Linked DNA regions of Homo sapiens: region 2 is linked to region 1. A link is an interaction called in ENCODE POLR2A ChIA-PET data of the cell type or tissue named here. Cell type or tissue: MCF 10A. All regions are shown on one strand. Each heading gives the region's core, and the rest is flanking DNA. Links, peaks and the distances in the headings are about the cores only. Region 1 overlaps BACH2 (BACH transcriptional regulator 2). Region 2 overlaps BACH2 (BACH transcriptional regulator 2).

The links. ChIA-PET counts read pairs that join two places held together with the same protein. Peaks named below come from ENCODE experiments on the same cell type or tissue, not always from the same donor. Only the 100,000 strongest peaks of a DNase experiment are listed, where the experiment ranks them.
Region 2: POLR2A ChIA-PET joins it to region 1 with 20 read pairs; 3 of 35 experiments call an interaction of 5 or more read pairs at or near these places.

What each region holds. Positions count from the first base shown.
Region 1 is chr6:89,998,246-90,001,049 of GRCh38, forward strand. All of the region lies in intron 6 of BACH2 (BACH transcriptional regulator 2), which reads right to left. Among named protein-coding and RNA genes, the nearest start is that of GJA10, 110 kb to the left of the region's middle. In MCF 10A, for the core only: no CTCF peak of the experiment used is centred there; DNase peaks (open chromatin) are centred at 1,136 and 2,186.
Region 2 is chr6:90,284,466-90,287,269 of GRCh38, forward strand. All of the region lies in intron 1 of BACH2 (BACH transcriptional regulator 2), which reads right to left. Among named protein-coding and RNA genes, the nearest start is that of BACH2, 11 kb to the right of the region's middle. RefSeq lists an enhancer at 1,081-1,581. In MCF 10A, for the core only: no CTCF peak of the experiment used is centred there; DNase peaks (open chromatin) are centred at 416 and 1,326.

The sequences.
Region 1 (2,804 bases), core at 130-2,629:
GTCAAAAATGTGCTCACGTTGGAGGCCTGGCTCCATCCCACCCAGGGTGTGGAATGCATTAACTTTTTCACAAACAGCCTTCGCCAGGCTGCACACGAAAGTCCATCTCAGCAAAGCTCACCGCATTACTAGCTGGCTTGGAGGTGATGCCAATGTCAGTTACAGAGACTGTCAACATATTTTAGGAGTCTATGGCAAAGTGATGAATTTTACTATGTGTACCAAATTAATGGCAAAAAAGAACACTTCCGAGATCCTAGGAAACCAAAAGTGTTATTATTTAATTGCTTCTCCACTCCTCAAAGCAAAACAAGCCAATTCTTTTCTAGCCTGCAATTTGGTTCAGAACCCAAACAAACAAGAAAATAAAAGTATTAACTGATTAGTGCCCACAATTTTATTCTATTTTCTTTGTGCTTTTAAGAACAGCCTTCTTTCTTTTTTCCCTTTTTTTTTTTAACTGACCACCATGCATCACTCCAATGCCTGGGTATGATCCATTTTATTAAAAAATTCCTGAATCAATTTCCTGGCTTACAGCTTATCCAACCAAGATTCCAGGTGTTCTCACCATAAGAAGGGCCTCTTTCAAAAGCTGTCTGCTTTTATAACTGCACACCCACCAGAAATGTCATGAACACCCCAACAATGGAGTTGAAACCTGAAGACATTGGGTGACATTCCAAATTTTTGAATGGAATGCGAATCCATTAAGATTATTAGGTAACTTTATTGATATCCTCAGATTTGTGCCAAATGTTAAAGCTGCCAAAGAAAAGACAGAACAAAAACTGACTCTTGGATTCTAACTCTGAGTATTTTGGTGTGGAAACTGTGTTTTCTTGTAACTCACTTAAAAAACACACCGTGCTTTCACTGTTTAACTGCAATCTCAGTTTTCAGGAAGCAAGAGAAATGAGATACATAATCAATGTTTGCCTTCTATTCAGCTTTCAGCCTAAATGATCCTGCACTTGTATTGGCAAATGAGGACAGGTATTAACAGCGAACAGGAAACCTATTCTAAGAAGGACTGGCTCAAGTGAAGCACCACTGCATCGTGAGTGACTCAACCATCTACTCAAAGAGTGATTACTCTGCAAGGATGAAGCCATGCTAATTGGACAATGGCTTGCTGCCAGTTCGTGCTGGCGTGACCTACAATACCCTTGGCTGACAGCCATGATGTCTCTTTGTCACACCTTTTTTTTTTTTTTTCCAAGGGTGTAGGGTGTAATCTGGATGGGAAGTAGAAATAATTTTGAAAAACTCTCACAAGTGCTATTTAAATTCTTATCATAAATTAAAAAGTTTAATTAAGTACCTTGGTAAAGGCCCGGGTTCTATGATTAACTACGACAAAATAATAGTTATGATGACTGATCAAGTGAGGAACTTTATAGCTCTGAACTTTGTCTTTAAAGCTATTATTAATTTTAATTGAAATAGCTAAGAGACTCCATAATGGGAGAAAGAAAGAAACATGAAGGATATTTTGTTCATATACAGAGGAGTTTAAAAATGAATAGATACGCCGGTAACTATTTTAAAAAAATTGATGCAAACAAGTTTACTTTCAGAGGCCTTGTCATAAATCTATTTCAAAATGTTGATTATTGTGGTCATCCTACATCAGATAGGGATAAATAGACATAGTGAAAAGAAATCTTAAAAACGGCTTTGAAATCAGGTCACTTAAAATGATTTTTAGATATGTCTTAGGTTTTTGTCTACTCAACTCCTACTACTATGCCAAAAGAGGAACACATTTCTGCATAAGTTTCTTTAAATAGGCTTACTGGCCTCAGGATTTAAAAAATGTAAGAGGTTTGGAAACAGCTTATGTGTCTCAGTTTTAAAATTAGCTATTGCTGTGGCTATTTTCACACTAGATTTCCCTCCCTCTGTATCAGCACCACAGCCTCCAGGGCTGGAGTCACAATAGTATTAGCTCCCCTTTCTGTGGCGCTGCCTTACCGCAACTCCATCCGAGACTGAGGACCACATTTCAGGGCTAGCAGTCACCTCTGCGTTACTATAAATAAGTTCTGCCTTTAGGCATTTCAAAATTATCAGTATGATTCTAGGACTTGAAAACTTCTCATTTGCCAGCAAGTAGTTACCTGAAATATTTTGACTTCTTATTTATTTGCTTTTTTTTCATCTGCTGCCAAGTCTTACTAACGCAACTTGGAAAATTGCACCACAGCTTTTAATGAGGATTCTGAGGTAACAGCCATTTCATCAGAGAAGACTGTTCTTTCCTTTTAGGGGAATAATAACACCTACTGTTTCTATAGCACCATCCTTCCAAGAAGTTTAACACATCACATTTCATTTATCTGAACAGCGGCCCTGCAAGTCAAACTGGTAACTAGCATTGTTACTCCTTGTACACTCATATTGAAATTGAGGTCATTAAATGTGAACTAATTTTCTCAAAATCTTAACACCTTCTGACATGGTTAAAGAGCCATGATCCGCCTATGTTCTAGGTGATCAGATAGCCCAGAAGTCTCTTTCCGCTCTTTAGCTGTCATCTCCTGTGAATGCCTGTAAGGAAGGCCCTTTCTGAAAAGTCAGGGAAAAGTCATAAAAGTGGGAGAACTGAGCTTGTGCCTCTTCTGGAGTCCTGTGGTTCTCTCCCTTCCTGGCCAGTTTGCCTCCCATCTTTATGGCTTTTCCCTACCTCTCAATCCAAACATCCCTCCACTCTTCCTGACCAACAGGATTTTTTCTCTCTTCCTCCAACAGGAAGCTAGCCAAGTTCAAGGACTGTAAACCTGTGTGACATAGGCTAGGAT
Region 2 (2,804 bases), core at 72-2,571, 290 kb after region 1:
GATGCTGTGTAGGAGGGACGCAGCTCAGTGGATTGTAGTCTGCACCAGTATTTTCCTTTCTGCATTCAGGGAGGATTTGCTTTTCAGCCACATTTCCCTCAAACACAGCCCCGACAGGAGATGCTTAGCGCAGAGATTTCTAAACGATGAAATGATCTGAGTTTGGCTCCTTAATCATAATGAAACTAAAAACAGTAAGATGAGAAAACAACAGGGGGATCATCATTCCTACAAAAAACAACTTTATACTTGGGCAAAATCAAGAGATTAAAAAAAAAAAGCTCAAACTAACATTTTCCAACCTTTCACTAAGAGCAAGGGCTAAAACCACATGTTTTGAAGGTCTTGCACTGTGTTATTATTAGAAGTCACAATTCTATTGATACTGATGAGTCATTCGTATCGGCGGAAACCAAGAACTTCCATCAACATCATGTTACACACAGTCACTGTGGCTTTTCTTTATTACTGGTCAAAGCTGCTTCAGAATGCTTATTGAAACTTAAGAAAAAGAAGGCAAACTCCTCAAGGGTGTGCAAAGCTTTCCCTTCCCCAGCTGATCTTACTTTAATCATCCTTTTTCAAGACAGTTTATGATGATTGGATCAACTTGTATCTACAAAAGGAAGTTTATTTAGAAGCCTCAGAAAAGCAACATTTCACACTTTCCGATGAAAATAAGCAAAACTGAACTCTGAAAACAAACAGTGAAACCATCTCTGAAAATACATGCTAGCTTTAAAATGACCTGAGGTCAAGTTTTTTGTTTTGTTTTTTAACCTCAATAACAGGGAACGGATATAAACAAAAGCTGTCATCACTTAGGGACTTCAGCCACATAAAACAATGTCAGGCTAGTCACTTGCACCCTCGCCCCTGCTTCCCTACTCAGGACACACTGCTTTGCACTGAGGGAGAAGTGGGTCAGGTTTCAGTTACGCCAAGAAAGCCTAACTAAGTTAAAGGTTTATGAAAACTCTTTCTGATCTTAGTAGGAAATAACAGCACATTCCCTTTTCATTTATTATCAGCCCCTTTTGCCTCTCCCCTTAAATATTCCCAGAAAAATAAAGTGAAGCAAAAAAAAAGTTTTCCTGAGGCATATCCAGAAATGCTATGAATCTTTATGCAGTCCCTACAAAGGTAGAAATTTGTCCAATTTTCTCCCCTGCAACCAGAAGGCTGTGTCTGGCTGCTGGCAGGAGAAGAGGACCCAGCTCAGCAGTGACCACAGATCTGAAAATAGCCTCCCAGTAGCTAACCAGCCCAGCAGCCCGGAGCTCTCCAAGGGCGGTGCTGGTACTATGGGCAGTTTACAGTGCGGCCAGCTGAGTGCTACAACAGCTGCATGAGTCAGCAAGCACTGCTGGTAGGAAAGTGCTGACATGCTAAATTACTCTCGTGTACTTGAGATGCACACACCTACCTGGCAAAAACAAAAACAGGGTACATGCAAATTAGCAAACGGGAACCTCTCTACGCTTGCAGTTTCTATTTTCCAAGGTTAGACCAAAAATATAAATAATCTATGCCACTGCTCAAAAAGAAGTAACAACTAATAATAATTAATCATGGTAATAAACAACTCACTCTTAGTGTTGCTATGTGTGGAACAGCTGCACTGAAATCTCACGAGCCAGTTAATTTTAACTGGTTTTAATTTTAACTAGATTTAACTGCTTTTCCTCCCTTCTGAAAAATCAAAATAGTTACCATATCGACCACAAGAACTGGTAACAGACAAGCACAGTTCCTGTTTTTCAGAGGGGACTTACTTTCAAACCCACAATATCAACACGCTTAACATAAGTGGAAATTTAAAATGTACTGTTTAATGTGGGAAATTTAAAACCTGTATGCTAATTGAGATCTCATGTGCCAGGCTTTGTCTGACAATGCCTCTCATTCATCTATGTTCTCTCGTTTTATACGGGACCTAAAAATCTGCAGGAACACTGGTTGTCTGGAACTGAGAATACATTTTCCCACAGAAATAGGGCCAGGCCAATGAGCTAGGATTCCTTGATAGTCCGTGAAAATGTCTTGAACTTAAAATATGAGAGGTTAAATTTATAATCTAAAAAGAAAATGATACTACAATGATAGTTCCAAAACCATTTAAAAGAAAATACTCTTGATTAACTGTGTTTGAGGAAATGTCTAACTACAGGAGGATGAAGGGACACAGTCTTCCAAGTGACACTTTCAGACTTCAACTTTAGGGTCATTCTGGTTCTCTAACATGGTTTCAATTGATAGTTTCATTTAAAATGCATAGAATTCTCTTACTTTGGCATAAAGTATTGTTAGAAAAAAAATCTTTATACTTACCGGTTTTAAGTACTGTTTTGTTCTCCAAAAAAAAAATTGAGACTTGGAAAACAAAAAAGGAGGAGAAACAAGTACAAAGAGGGGGTACTAGAGAGAGGGAAACAAATTAAGTCTGGAACAAAGAAAGACACGGAGGTATAACTAAACTGCAAAAACAAAGGAGAGGTAGGAACTAGAGGGCAGTTCCCCGCTAGACAGTGTGTTCCCAGAGAAAGAGGACTCTTCATCATACCCAGCTCTGGAGGTGACAGTGAAGTCCTGCAAGACAGTTCCACAGACTGGCACTAGATGGAGCCATCAACTCAACATAGCATGGTTGCTGGAGAAGGGTATGGTGGGGGAGAGGTGGGACTGAAGGGCGTTGACTCTACAGCCAGGTATTTACCTGCCAACAACTCTATCTAAAATAAGTATAGTTTAATTAATCAACCAACTCTCCTAATGTCCAGATGTCACCACCATGCTGACACCAC